2 separate regions of the Homo sapiens genome follow, and region 2 is linked to region 1. Evidence: read pairs that join two places in POLR2A ChIA-PET (ENCODE). Cell type or tissue: PC-3. All regions are shown on one strand. Links, peaks and the distances in the headings refer to the core of each region. The heading gives the core; the rest is flanking DNA. Region 1 holds the start of LOC105369844 (a long non-coding RNA gene). Region 2 overlaps LOC105369844 (a long non-coding RNA gene).

Region 1 (8,123 bases), core at 3,230-5,729:
CAGGGATTTGTTGTACAGATTATTTCATCACCCAGGTACTAAGCCTAGTACTCATTAGTTATTTTTTCTGATCTTCTCCCTCCTCCCACCCTCTACCTTCCACCCTCAAGTAGACCCCAGTGTCTGTTGTGTCCATGTGTTCTCATCATTTAGCTCCCACTTATAAGTGAGAATATGTGGTATCTGGCTTTTTGTTCCTGCATTAGTTTGCTAAGGATGATGGCCTCCAGCTCCAACCATGTTCCTGCAAAAGACATGATCTCATTCTTTTTTATGGCCGTGTAGTATTCCATGGTATATATGTACCACATTTTCTTTACCCAGTCTAGCACTGATGGGCATTTAGGTTGATTCTGGGTCTTTGCTATTGTGAATAATGCTTCAATGAACATACGCATGTATGTGTCTTTATGGTAGAACGATTTATATTCCTCTGGGTATCTACCCAGTAATGGGATTGCTGGGTTGAATGGTAGTTCTGTTTTTAGCTCTTTGAGGAAAAAGCCACACTGTTTTCCACAGTGGTTGAGCTAATTTACACTCCCATCAACAGTGTATAAGTGTTCCCTTTTCTCTGCAACCTTACCAGCACTTTTTTTTTTTTTTACTTTTTAATAATAGCCATTCTGATTGGTGTGAGATGGCATCTTATTGTGGTTTTGATTTGCATTTGCTCCAATGGTCAGTGATATTGAGCTTTTTTCAGACACTTCTTGTCCACATTCATGTCTTCTTCGGAAAAGAGCCTGTTCATGTCCTTTGGCCACTTTTTAATGGGGTCATTTGTTTTTTCCTTGTAAATTTATTAATTTCCTTATAGATGCTAGATATTAGAACTTCATCAGGTGCATAGTTTGCAATCATTTTTTCCCATTCTGTAGGTTGTCTGTTTATTGATAATTTATTTTGCTGTGTAAAAGCTCTTAAGTTAAAAACTCTCAATAAACTAGGTATTGAAGGAACATATCTCAAAATAATAAGAGCTGTCTATGAAAAACCCACAGCCAACATCATACTAATTGGGCAAAATCTAGAAGCATTCCCCATGAAAACCGGCACAAGATAAGGATGCCCTCACTTACCACTCCTATTCAACGTAGTATTGAAAGTCCTGGCCAGAGCAATCAGGCAAGAGAAAAAAAATAAAGTGCACCCAAATAGGAAGAGAGGAAGTCAAACTATCCCTGTTTGCTGATGACATGATTCTATATCTAGAAAATCCCACAGTCTCGGCCCAAAAACTCCTTTGGCTAGTAAACAACTTCAGCAAAGTTTCAGGTTACAAAATCAAGGTACAAAAATCACTAGCGTTCCTATGCATCAACAACAGCCAAGCTGAGAGCCAAATAAGGAACACAATCTCATTCACAATTGCAACAAAAAGAGTAAAATACCAAGGAATACAGCTAACCAAGAAGGTGCAAGATCTCTCCAGTGTGAATTACAAAACATTGCTCAAAGAAATCAGAGATGAAACAAACAAATGGAAAATCATTTGACGCTTGTGGATCAGAACAATCAATGTTATTAAAAAGGCCATATTTCCCAAAGCAATTTATAGATTCAGTGCTATTCCTGTCAAACTACCAATGACAGTTTTTTTCACAGAAGTAGAAAAAACTATTTTAAAATCATATGGAGAAAAAAAAAAAACCCAAACTGGTAAGGCAATTGTAAGCAAAAAGAACAAAGCTGAAGCATCGTGTTACTTGATATCTTCAAACTATACTACAGGGCTACAGTAACAGAAGCAGCATGGTACTGGCACAAAAATAGACAGTAGACCAATGGAAGAGAATAGAGAGCCCAGAAATGAGGCTGCACACCTACAACCATCTGATCTTCAACAAAGCTGACAAAAACAAGCAATGGAGAAAGGACTTCCTATTCAAAAGTTCAAGTGTTTTAATCTAATAGAAGATATTAATATATCTCTTCTCTACCTTGTAAAATATTTATGCTGATCTTGACTTCCATTGTCTTTAGATATTTGTATAACTTAGTTTTAGCATCTTTGAAGTATACAGTAAAATAGCTTTGAAAAGCAAAGACAAGTTATTCTTTGGAAATGAAACCTATTTCTTAAATGTTATTGACAATAATAGTAATAATAGAAATAAAGTTTCATTAAATCTCACACCTAATGGTATCATATCTTTTACAGGTTCACCGATTTGGCAGTACAAACAATACACCATACAATCAAAAGTAAGACAGGTATTTTTCTATTAATTCCAGTAGCGGACATATTGCACAGTAACTGCCAGAATACCTAATTCCTTTGAAAATCAGCCTTCATTGCCTCTGGCGCAATTTTAGTTTTGTTAAAACTGACAATTATGTAATTAAAAATAAACTATATTAAAATTTAAAATATCAGATTAGCATCACCAATAGAATAGGTAGTGATTTTAAAATGTAATTGCTTTTAAAGGACAAGTTTATATGTTGTAATTATGTATGAACATCAACTTTTTTTTAATTTCACATCAAAAGTATCATCAGATAAGCCGAGGAAGTAAAGAAGAAGAGTAACACATTCAAATTAGGAGCCTGAGAGAGGGCTAAACAGACCCCCTCTGTTCATGTATGCCTAATTCACAAAGCTTTGAGACTTTCCCTCAAGTGGTCTATCTTTTGGCCCCACTAATGTTAACAGTGTTGCTATTGGCAGCCTACCATTTTCTCTCTCAAGGGAAGAAATGTGATACAGCTGTCACACTAACGCATTCTGGATATTTAAAATTCCAATTGAGCCATGCTGTCTATGATGGATTTTGGAGACGTGAACTGTTATCAAAGAGGAAGTAAGATAAAATGCTGGGCTAAGTTCATGTTAGGCCACTGGCTTATCTGAATCCATATTCCCAGAAAAGCCATAACAAAGTGACCCTAGTCATGATTTTTCTCAGGAGTCTTTCTTGAGTTGTCATTTCATCCCTGACTGACTACTGCACAACATGAAATCAGCAAGATTCTCCACAATGCCTTCCACAGCATATACGTACACCTCCAATGCCTATAGCTCTGCTTTATTGAGGCAGTTTAAGAAAGTAGAGAAAATTGAATAATAAATATATAAATATGGTTAGTTAACAGAAAGCTGTTTCACAAAGGCCTAGGGTAGCTTCAGGACTTTCAGAAGTGCACTGCCCTGAGAAACCATTTGCCTGTGGACCAAGTTTGCTTTTAAGGATTAAGCCATGTGACTCCCAAGTTTTCTCATTGCAATTAAACATGTAAATGTCCATGGTGAAGGAACAAAATTTTGCAAAGGTTAACCAGATCCCAAAGGTTAGGGGAAAAAGACACACTAAGATTAACTACCTCAGATATACCAGAAACACTTTGGGCAGAACAGCAGAGCTTCTGGACAGGAAACTAGAAAAGCTCCATTTTAATATTGCCTGTCACAAACAATAGAAGAAAGAAAAGGAAGAGAAAGAAGAGGTCAGGAACATGTTATTTCAAACTTTTATAAATAAAATTTAAAGATTATTCTCCTTGGTACTACTTAGGATTGAGGCTCTAATACATGTGCCATTTTAAGCTCATCTCTGGAAACAACATGTAAAGAATTTGAAGGTATTTGCTTTATCCTACTGTCCTGTGTGAAGTCTGATTTATAAAATGAAATGGCTTGGCTGGGTGAGGTGGCTCATGCCTGTAATCCCAACACTTTGGGAGACTGAGGCAGGTGGACTGCTTGAGCCCTGGAGTTCAAGACCAGCCTGGGCAAGATAGTGAGACACCCATCTCTACAAAAAAACACTTAAAAATTAGCTGGGTGTGGTGGCACACATCTGTGGTCCCAGCTACCTAGGAGGCTGAGATGGGAGGATCGCTTGAGCCTGGGAGGTCAAGGATACAGAGAGCCATGATTCTGCCACTACATTCCAGCCTGGGCAGCAAAGCAAGACTGTCTCAAAAAAACAAATAATTTTTTTAAAATAAATAAATAGAATTTTTTTTCCTGAATGGAATTGTGATAGTAATAACAGCCACCATTTATCAATTAATAGAGGGCTTACTATTTGCCATGCATGGATCTAAGCACTTTACAGACATTAACAACCATATGAGGTAGTTATTAATATTATCATTTTCACAGATGAATGGCTGAGGCTCAGAGGAGTAACCAGATCTTCCTCCCTTGTCAGTGCCCGATTCAAGCATCTTCTCTGAGAAGCCTCTACCTCTGACCTCACCTACTCCAGGCTTCCTCCATCACTCCTTCCTCTGAGCTGCCTTGCACCTGGTATATTCCTCCTCCATGGAAACCATCACACAGTAATTATGATTATTGGTCTGAACAGCTTTCTCCCCAGCAATGCTAAGAGGGCAGAGGTCCCATCTTGGGTTTTTTGTACTCTCAGACCCTGTTATGCTGCTTGATATACATAATAGAGATTCAAGAAATGTTCATGATAAATGAGTGAATGAATGAATGAATGAATGAATGGAGAAAGTAAACATTTAGGAAAAGAAAACATTATAGGGAAAGGCCCTAGTGGGGAAGCAATATTTAAATAATGTAAGGACACATATCCAAAAGTTATTCTAACACTTACTTTGGATTTTATATGCATATACTCTGTCTTCCAATTTCCCTATCTGTCAGAATAGCCAGTAAATGCCAACATTCTTCTCAAACAGAATGACACAATGTTGTAAGACATGACAATCTTTGTCATGTCATTGTAAGAAAGAGTGCTGGATTTAGAATCCTACCTGAGTTTGAGACCTGACTCTACTGACCTGGGGCAAATCAGTCAACCATCTGAGCCGCTTTTGCTCATCTGTGACATAGGATCACTTCCACCCATGCACCTACCTCACATGTTCACGCAGCGATTTAGAGAAATCAAACTGTATATGCAAATGCATTCAATAGGTATAAAGAATAATACAAATGTTAATGGCCATAATAGATGGCTGTTATGAGGGACTGATCACTCTGGCTAACTTGGAGTCGTGTGGCATGGGGAAGGTAAATGGCAGCTAGCTTCTATTGAGCACCCACTCTGTGCCAGGCACCATGCAAGCACTTCATGTACATGACCTCACTTTACCCAAAGCTACTTGAGTAATTAACCCAAAGCTATTCATAAAGGGTCAAGCTGGGAACTGTTGTCATGTCTTATTGATTTCAAAGCTCATAATCTTTATCTCAACACTCTGCTGTCTCTTTGGAACATCAGTTGTCAGTGTACAAAATTACCTGAAAGTTAGAACATATGGTTAAAAGTTCTGGCTGTCAGGATTCAGAAAAACTTTGAATATTTGTTATATTAAAATCTTGGCTGGGCATGGTGACTCCTACCTATAATCTCAGCACTTTGGGAGGCCAAATGGGAGGATTGCTTGAGCCCAGGAGTTCGAGACCAGCCTGGACAACATGGCAAAACCCCATCTCTACAAAAAAATACAAAAATCAGCCAGGCATGGTGCTGCATACCTGTAGTCCCAGCTACTCAGGAGGCTGAGGTGAGAGGATCACTTGAGCCTGTGAAGTCGAGGCTACAGTGAGCTGTGATCACACCACTGTACTCCAACCTAGGCAATAGAGCAAGACCCTACTGAAAAAAAAAAAAAATCTATTGGCATCTTTCACATTGATGTTTATGAGACAGTCAGTCCTTTTACTTGGAGTTTAAAGGTAGATGGCCCTTTAATAAATAACAGCTTTCTGCCCTAACCAAGCTCACAACCAACAGACAGACAGACCTGAATCCGAGCCCAGTGAAGATCATAACACACGTATTGTTGATCGAAGCGAAACTGAAGGGTGTATCTCCACGTTGCAGCCTCAGTAGCTTCCTTATGTGCCACCCCATCATACAGCCTTACCCCCTAATCACTGGCATCACTCGCTGTCCACAGACATTGCCCAGAGCAGCAACTTGCTTCATGGCAGAAAGGGGATGAGAATGCACCCTTTTAGTGGGCTGACAGACAGGAATAAACAGACATGCAGGAGCGTAACAGAGGATGTTCATTAATCAAACTCATTAGTCACCAAAGTCCTGCTCCAATGAGCATGACTAAAGAGGCCAAGAGAACCTGGAAGTATTCCTTCCCATATCTGCCTTCCTAAGGCATGGAGTAAATTTCCTGTTCCTTGTGCCTGTTCCTCTATGGAAATATGATGCATGGGAATAGATGCATTGTGGGCATTTTGTTTCAAAAATGGAGAAAGGAAGGGTTCGTTCTAGAAATCTGAGCCAATGAGGATCGATTCTTTTTTTTTTTTTTTTTTTTTTTTAATACGGAGTTTTGCTCTGTAGCCCAGGCTGGAGTGCAGTGGTAGGAACTCGGCTACCTGCAACCTCCGCCTCCTGGGTTTAAGCAATTCTCCTGCCTCGGCCTCCTGAGTAGCTGGGATTACAGGCATGCACCACCACTCCCAGCTAATTTTTGTATTTTTAATAGAGATAGGGTTTCACCATGTTGGTCAGGCTGGTCTTGAACTCCTGACTTCGTGATCTGTCCGCCTTGGTCTCCCAAAGTGCTGGGATTACAGGCGTGAGCCACTGTGCCTAGCCGATTCACTCTTATATTTATACTAATGGAAAATAACTAAAGGAGAAACCTCAGAACATGATGCACAGATGCTTAAAGACCCTATTCAACGTATCAGCCCAACTTGGGGATGTGTGTATGTGTATGTATGTATGTGTGCACATAAACATGCACAAACTCATACATTCTTTTAATCCTATGGGTCACTGTGAATCTGATATGGTGGTTCTTAGATGGGGAGGAGGGCACTTTTGCCATGCTAGTGGATAGATATTTCGCACTGTCTGGGGACATGTTTGGTTGTCATAATGGATAATACTATTGGCATCTAGTGGGTCATGGCCAGGGATGTTGCTTTTACAGGGCACAGGGCAGCTCCCCACAACAAAGGCTTTGCTGACCTGAAACATCAAGAGGGACAAGCTTGAGAAACCTTGACATCACAGTGGTAGGGCAGAGAACACCAACCTAAACTGAATATTCCATAGACAGTACACGTAACACAGTAACTTTATTGGCCAGACCACATCTGTCAATGTAACTGATCTATACTGTAATCACAGGAACACTATGAACTGTAGATGTGAGAGGCAGGCAATGATATACTTTACTAATTTACCCAGCTGCCTGTGCTCGCTGATGTCCACAGAATATCATTTTTTAGATTTAAAATGTCAACTTAATATATATCTCTCTGTCCTAGCTCCACTCAAACCTCACTAAATGGAGGTACTGGCCTCACCTCCTGGACTCAATTTCCTTCTTCCTAATTCAAATGGTCTCTGATATTACCTGCATGCCTGAGGGCTGCAAGCAGGCTTTATGTATGAGTGACCACAGGGCTAAAGATCTTGCCATCGATTAAATCCCATCATTCCTTTCTGCAGGCCTCTAAGGACTCTTCTACCCTCTCCACACCAGGCACAGTGGGGGCTAACCCAATAATGCCAGATAAGAGAACAAGTGACCAAGGTAAAATTATCAACAAATATACAAAAGGGCTGGCAGCATCATATGGGAGCCATAATACCCTCTTCTTTCCTGAACCCAACACTGCAATATTTGAAAATACCCACAGGCTTTCTTTCAAACAAGAAAAATGCCTCTTGAGACTCCAATCCCAGCTGAAAATTTAGCTGGCAGTGAAGAGCCTATCCACTAACCTCAAGGTCAGCTAAATATCTAGTCTTTTTTCATAGCATGATCAAGTTTTACATCCTGTGTTTGGCAAGGAAGGATTTACTTAAACAATATTTATATTATATTCTTAAAATAAACCTGAGCCTAGGGAAAAAAATATAACCCCATGTCCATAGCAAAACACCAAAGAGCTGCTGGGTGGAGAAGCTATGGCTTAGGTTTCAATTTAATTCTTATTTGCTCAAATGCCAAAGTAATTTTTCCATGAGGAGAATGAGGTCATTCTTCACAGAAAGGGATCACTGTCTCAAAATTCATATGACCAGGAAACACAAGACCAATATAATGAGAGGTTTCAGAAATGTGAACTAAATAAAGTGGACTTAAGATACAAATCTGTACATGTGACTTAAGCCCAGAGATACATTAACAGTATACCATGAATCCTTTGCTTTTTTCCT
Region 2 (8,123 bases), core at 2,347-4,846, 82 kb before region 1:
TAAACTGGGTGCGGTAGCTCACGCCTGTAATCCCAGCACTTTGGGAGGCCGAGGCTGGTGGATCACCTGAGGTCAGGAGTTCAAGACCAGCCTCAACATGGAGAAACCCCATCTCTACTAAAAGTACAAAATTAGCCGGGCGTGGTGGTGCATGCCTGTAATCCCAGCTTCTCGGGAGGCTGAGGCAGGAGAATTGCTTGAACCTGGGAGGCGGAGGCTGCAGTGAGCCGAGATTGCGCCATTGCACTCCAGCCTGGGCAACAAGAGCGAAACTCCGTCTCAAAAAAAAAAAAAAAAAAAAAACCTCAGCATAATCCTTTGGTGATTCATCCAGATTGTTGCATGTATCAGTAACTCATTTCTTTTTATTTATAAGTAGTATTCCATGGTACTGATATACCACAGTTTGACCATTCATCTGTTGAAGAATATCTGAGTCATTTTTAGTTACGGGCTATTATATATAAAGCTGATTTAAACATTTGTGTACAGGTTTTGTGTGTGAGCATAAGCTCCCATTTTTCTGGGACAAATTCCCTGGAGTACAATTACTGAGCCATATGGTAATTACATGTTTAGTTTTAAAGGAACTGCAAACTGTTTTCCAGAATCTCTGTAGCATCAGCAATGTAACAATGATCCAGTTTCTCTACATCCTTGCCAGCACTGGGTGATGTCACTGAAACTGCCTTTGCAAAATTATAACTGAGGAAATTATGACAGTGAAAGAAATCAGACCTAACTGACTCTATCTTACTTATAAACCTTCAGCTGTCCTTGCTCATTGCTGGGTGCAGGCCAAACTAACTTTGGGAAAGAACTCAGTTCATGTTTTGACTCTAAAACAAAATTGATAACAGCCGTTTCCGAAAAGACCCCCTTCTTGCCTGATGTCCAGTCTTTGCAGGACTAACAAATTAGCTACAAGATTAGAAATGACAATTTAGGGGTCATGCAGCCTCTGGCTCCAAGAGTCTAAACCTCCCCAAATTGCTTCTGGGAATAACATCACTATTGTAAAGCTTAAGATCAGTGCTTGAGATATTTTGCAGACCCTGCACTTGACGGATCAGCTGACACCATCCAGACTGGTAATCTGGCCCAACCCGTTCTGCCATCCTACCCAGGAACAGAAGACGTTAAGAAAAACTCACTTCAACCCCCTTTGATTCCATTTCCAACCTGACCAATCAGCACTCCCCACTTTCCAAGCCCCTACCCGCCAAATTATCTTTTAAAACTCTGATCTCCGAGATCTAATTAAACTAAAGAGCTTCTGCACAGCAAAAGAAACTACCATCAGAGTGAACAGGAAACCTACAGAATGGGAGAAAATTTTTACAATCTACCCATCTGACAAAGGGCTAATATCCAGAATCTACAAAGAACTTAAACAAATTCACAAGAAAAAATCAAACAACCCCATCAAAAAGTGGCTGAAGTATATGAACAGACACTTCTCAAAAGAAGACATTTATGCAGCCAACAGACACATGAAAAAATGCTCATCATCACTGGCCATCAGAGAAGTGCAAATCAAAACCACAATGAGATACCATCTCACACCAGTTAGAATGGTGATCACTAAAAAGTCAGGAAACAACAGGTGCTGGAGAGGATGTGGAGAAATAGGAACACTTTTACACTGTTGGTGGGACTGTAAACTAGTTCAACCATTGTGGAAGACACTGTGGCGATTCCTCAAGGATCTAGAACTAGAAATACCATTTGACCCAGCCATCCCATTACTGGGTATATACCCAAAGGATTATACATCATGCTGCTATAAAGACACATGCACACGTATGTTATTGTGGCACTATTCACAATAACAAAGACTTAGAATCAACCCAAATGTCCATCAATGATAGACTGGATTAAGAAAATGTGGCACATATACACCATGGAATACTATGCAGCCATAAAAAAGGATGAGTTCATGTCCTTTGCAGGGACATGGATAAAGCTGGAAACCATCATTCTGAGCAAACTATCGCAAGGACAGAAAACCAAACACCACATGTTCTCACTCATAGGTGGGAACTGAACAATGAGAACACGTGGACACAGGGTGGGGAACATCACACACCAGGGCCTGTCATGGGGTTGGGGGAAGGTGGAGTGTTAGCATTAGGAGATATACCTAATGTAAATGATGAGTTACTGGGTGCAGCACACCAACATGGCACATGTATACATGTGTAACAAACCTGCACGTTGTGCACATGTACCCTAGAACTTAAAGTATAATAAAAAATAAAATAAAATAAAAATAAAACTCTGATCCCCAAATGCTTGGGGAGACTGATTTGAGTAACAATAAAACTCTGGTCTCCGGCACAGCTGGCTCTGCGTGAATTACTCTTTCTCCATTGCAATTCCCCTGTCTTGATAAATTGGCTCTGTCTAGGCAGAGGGAAAAGTGAACCCATTGGACGGTTACATCATTAATTTTTTTTTTTTTTTTTTTAGCCATTGATAGATGTACTGTATGGTTTTAATTTAATTTAAATTTTAAATTCACTATGGTTTTAATTTGCATGTTCCTAACGGCTGACGATGTAGAACATCTTTTCATGTGCTTATTTGCCTTCTGTATATCTTTTCAGTGAAATGTTTCATGTCTATTATCTATTTCCTAATTGGATTGTTTACTTTGTTTACTGTTACATTGTGAGAATTTTAAGATTTCATTTTTATTCTTTGTCTGTCCTGGTTTTATTTATGATACGTCTGAGACAACATGGTATAGGTTGAAGAAAGTAAGTTTTATCGTGGGACAAACTATGAATCCCAGCTCTTCTCAGCTTCAGAACATTCACCCGTAAATTGGAGATGATAATGCTGTATTGTAGGGTGGCGATAAAAGGCAGTGTATATACAAACCACCTAACCTAGTATCTAATATATACAATGTAGATACTCAATACATGTAGCTACTATTTTATTATTTATTGATCAGATCAAACATTCTGTAGCTTATTTCTTTTTCCACTACCATTCTCTCAAGTCTTATGGTCCTGTCTTCCTTCCTTTTATACTGCCAACATTACAATAGTCAATACCTTCTAAAAGTACTTGCCGAGTTGCATACAGATCCTTCTACCTAAAGAACATCTCAAATGTGCATGTTCAGCTAATAACACTCCATTAATAATTATAAAAACATATCTAAAATACAACTCCTTAAAAACAATATTAGGGTACTGGGTTTACTACCTGGGTGATGTAATAATATGTACAACAAACTCCCATGACACATGTTTATCTATGTAACAACAAACCTTCACATGTACCCCCAAACCTAAAATAAAAATTAAAACAAATAATAAATTTTAAATTATGAGTATTGACAATACATGTGCTTATTTGGGAGTATTTCCCGAAATTTATCAGAAAACAAAGGAAGATAAAGGAAGAAGAATCCAGATCTTGTTAAACCATGTAGCTTACATGGTTTTTCATAAGCTGTAATTTTATCTTACATAGTTTCATTTAGAGGGCATTAAATGTACACTGCGTGGCTGGGCCTGTGTTGGATAATTTACGGACATTTTAAACAAAAAGAAAGCATGACTCCTCCTTCTGGGAAGTAGGACTTCATTTTCTATTTCCAGTTGGAAACTTTGAAAAGTTGAATTTTATTTCAATAGGACAGCATTTACTGAGATATTTAGGTAGGAAGCAAGATCTTAGCCAAGAACTGCTAGTTAATCTTCAGCAGCTTATACATAAAAAGATATTACTGGAAACACTTTCAGATTTGTTTATCCTCAAATAATGTGATCTATTTTCATTTTGGGAAAAAAAAATAAAGAATTCCACAGAAAGAAATGCTTGCATGACTTTCTGAGTCACACTGTGTAGATTTTTTCCAGTAAGCTACATTATGCTGGATGCTGTTCAAAAGGGAAAATGTCAAACACACTGGGGTTCAGTCTGGCCAGTGGGTGGGTTTACTCAAGCACAGAAATCAAATATAGGCGTTCAAGCCAATACCTCAGAAACGACAGAATGAATTACCAATCAGAGCTGGAATTTTAGAAGTTATTTTTCAGCTGAATCCCACAAATACAATATAAATGAACAATCCTTGTGAGCATTACAATGGCATTTATCGTTTTTTTTCTTAGAATCCTAAAGTTGAAAAAAACTAGACATTATAAAATTTAACCTTTCTTTTATACCATATCTCTGACACATCTCTGATAGATTTTCCTACTTCTGCTTGAAAACTTCTGAAAACGGAGAGCTCACTACTTTGCAGCACAGTCCCTTCCTTTGTCAGATCAATGAAAGGCAAGGAAAAGAACCTGGAATGATATAAGCCAAGATAATAACAGTGGTTACCTAAGGGTGGGCAAAAAGATGCATTTCTTGTTGTTGTTCTTTTGCTTGTATTTTCTAGCTTTTCTATAATGGGTTTCTGTTTTTATAATAAGTAAAAGATAAGTACTCTTCAAAACCATGAAGAATTCCAATATTAACACTGGTGTTGTCCCAACTTTTCACTCGAAAAATTAAGTCAGAGTAAGATTCAATGGCTAAAAATTAGATACAAAAATTACCAATGTTCCAAAAATCTATGACTGGGAAATATCTATTTCAACTGCATCAATATGTCAACCAAGGTTATGTTGATCAAATTGTTTCCAGCTAAATTGCTCTGGTCAAATAGTAAGATAGTTAATAATTCTTAGACTATGTACCCTCTGCTTCTATCAAAACATTCTAAGGATGCCAAACATTTTAGAAACAGTATCATTCCATGAACTCTAATCAAGTTATTATTGATCTACACCACCAAATTTACTGTGTTCTATAATTATCTAAATGGTGGTTTTATTATTATTATTATTATGGAACTTAACATTTAACCCTTGTTAAATTGATTATATCACCTTTGTTCTTTCCTTCTTACAAGGTGCTAAGTGGATCGCTTAAGAGGTTATGGGGGAAAAATTTGTTCCCAGATGAGAAAGATCATGTTCTGCAGAATTACTCATGCATCTTCATGACTGTTCCTGCTTCCCCGCCTCCCAGGTCCTTGGCCTTCCCTCCTTGCTCCCAGCATATTATTAGCCAGCTCCTAGTACATAATATGCTTTCAAACAAATCATATGTATTGAGCATCTACTGTGTATCTAACACTTCCACATAGGAAGCGTTATTCCTCAACAGCCCTCCTTATTTCTCAACAGCCCAGTTGATAGGTATCTACAGGTGCAGAAACAAGGGGTAATTGATTAAGTAATTTCTTGAAGTTCCACAGTTATTCATTGACGAGAGTATGATATGAACCTATATCTGAATGGTTTTATTGCTAATGCTGCCTCTGGGTATTTTTTGGCCTTGGCTTCTTGCCTTTAACCTTGCCCTGCAAAATCTCAGGTAGACTCTGTCACCTCCTCTCTGATTTCCAACACTAACCTAAACATCCTAGGTTTTTTCCTGTGCATTATCCATAACCATATTGGATGAGGTGCTTCCTGACTATTTAGAATTTGGGTATCCAACGTACAAGCGTTATTTTCAAGATCTATAAGAGTTTATATTTGCTCACCTAGATTTTCTTCTAAGGCATTGATAAGATTTGTGAAATACCAAAAAGAGAACCTTTCCAGAGTGCTATCATTTTACATTTTAGAATGTAAAAATGTTGAAGATGAAATAGATGAAATGGTAAACATAATTTGAGTATATATTAGACAACCTACAATTCACCTTCTTGTCCATGAACATATTTTAACAAATTGTCAAATACCTTGGTGACATCAAAGCCTACAACATATCCCTGATCTATCGTTTTAGAAAAATTATGAAACAGTAAATCCAATACATACTGGACTATACTGGTTCATGTACTTGAACAGTTCAAAGATAGGACTGGGTTGATGCAGATGCTAAAGTAATGTCACCCAGACCTAGTCTCTCTTCTTGGTTCAGTGCTCCTCCATTTTGACCTCCATCTTAGGGTTTACATAATACATGATATATGCTGGCAGCTCCCAGCCTACACCCTCCCAGGCCCACTACATACAAATCACTTTCATTGTTTGAGGAGTTACAAGAGGCATACAACTAAGTAAGACAGCCTTTCACCACAAAAGGCAGTATAGTCTAATAGAGAAAGCATGTGCTTTGGTGGAAAATAGATCTGGATTTGAATCTAAGACTTGTCCTTGAGCAACTTATTCAAACTTGGTGTCTTAAATTATAAAATGGAGATTCTATGTAGTTCATAGAGTTGATGTGAAATCCTAAAATTTGAATGAAATAATGTAAATTAAGTGCCTAGCATAATGCCAGGAACATTGCAGCTGCACAACCTATCAGCAAAAGTAAGTATACCAATATAATAATGCTAGTAGTGATATATGTTCTGTAATATTGATGTAAATTAATATACTAGGGTTTCAGAAGGTTCATATCTGATTGGGGTGATGGGGCTAGAAAATATTTCATGGAAGAAATGGTATTTAATGTGGGTCTTGGAAGGATGAATGAGGGCCAGGCCCGGTGGCTCATGCCTGCAATACCAGCATTTTGGGAGGCCGAGGAGGGCAGATCATGAGGTCAGGAGGTCAAGGCCAGCCTGACCAACGTGGTGAAACCCCGTCTCTACTAAAGATACAAAAATTATCCAGGTGTGGTGGTGAGCACTTGTAATCCCAGCTACTCAGAAGGCTGAGGCGGGAGAATCACTTGAACCCAGGAGGTGGAGTGCGGTGAGCTGAGATCACGCCACTGCACTCCAGCCCGGGCAACAGAGTGAGACTCTGTGTCAAAAAAAAAAAAAAAATAGCCATGAAGCTTTCATGTCTAAAGAAAAGGAGATTATTTTCTTAATTTTAATATTTCTTAGATTTAAAATGTGAAAATGTTGAAGATGAAATAGATGAAATGGTAAACTAATGAATCTCGTAATAAATCTCACACAGATTTATGAAATGTTTTCTCAGTGAATAAAAAGACAAATGAACTGTGATCAAATGATTCAAGGACAGTCATGAGATGTAGAGAACATGTTATTTTCTTTCTTAGACATACCATCATCCATAGCTCAGGCAGGATGTTCATCTCACACTTCAGCCCTTTGAGGTGTAAGCCAAGCTACAGATGCAGTGACAATAGAAATGCTATAAAATCAGGGATGCCACAGTCCAATTTGGTGCAGTAAGAACACAAAGGAACAAAGTATCAGAAAAGATGAAGCACATGTTCTCAGTATGTTTAGTTGCAAAGATAAAGTTCACAAGGAAGAAAAAAAGTTTTAAGTCTAAAAACCTTTTTTTTCTGAGTGTGTTTTGCTTTTGGGACCAAGTTGCAGGTTAATTTGGGTGGCTAAATAAATCAATAAGTTATTATTCTGATGTGGATATAGTACTTTGCCTTTAAAGAAAAGTTTCTCTCTTACATATTATCTTGTTTTATCTAGTTAAGGAGAGGAAAGGATGGAAGACAGAGGGGAGAAAAAAAGGTCAGACATATAATCAAAGCATCCTAATAAAAATTGGTTGGTATGGAGCTAAAGGGAAGCTATGGATTCCAATCAATTTGTACCTCAATGAAATGTGTGTGCTTTAAACACTGTGGTTTAAACCTTGTGGTTTGCAGACACACTGAATTTCACAGATGTGTAATCAAGGAAGTCACCATCACACAAAGTTCTTGTGAAGTAGCTTTCTGAAGTAATTCACTCAAATTCTCCTGATGGTGAATGTGGGGAACATCAACCCATTTGTTTGGGAGAGAGGGAGTTCCCTGACTCTTACTTCCAGGAAGGAGGCCATCTTTATGCACAATCTGTTGGCCCCACTTAATTTCTTCAGTTTATTTCCCCTGGCTCAGAATCCTGAAAAAAGTCTAAACGTGAAAATGCTGCACCTGAGAGGGTTTATATCTCTCAGTGCGGTAGAGGCAATGTCAAAACTATAAACTACCTGATACCTGAAATAGGCTGATAGCTTTTAAAAGTCACAATCCAAACAGAGCCCTCTGTTTACATTTCCTTATGTGAGTGAAATACCAAAGCAAACCAGATGTCTTTTGATGGGCTCTGGATTTTTACACACACACACACACACACACACACACACACACACACTACATCCTGTCTCACA

What was found. ChIA-PET counts read pairs that join two places held together with the same protein. Peaks named below come from ENCODE experiments on the same cell type or tissue, not always from the same donor. Only the 100,000 strongest peaks of a DNase experiment are listed, where the experiment ranks them.
Region 2: POLR2A ChIA-PET joins it to region 1 with 11 read pairs; 4 of 35 experiments call an interaction of 5 or more read pairs at or near these places.

What each region holds. Positions count from the first base shown.
Region 1 is chr12:75,828,806-75,836,928 of GRCh38, forward strand. It overlaps LOC105369844 (a long non-coding RNA gene), which reads right to left and starts at 5,963. Exons shown (of 16, transcript XR_007063375.1): 1 at 5,728-5,963. In PC-3, for the core only: no CTCF peak of the experiment used is centred there; no DNase peak of the experiment used is centred there.
Region 2 is chr12:75,747,269-75,755,391 of GRCh38, forward strand. The region is part of intron 1 of LOC105369844 (a long non-coding RNA gene); the gene reads right to left. Among named protein-coding and RNA genes, the nearest start is that of KRR1, 240 kb to the left of the region's middle. In PC-3, for the core only: no CTCF peak of the experiment used is centred there; no DNase peak of the experiment used is centred there.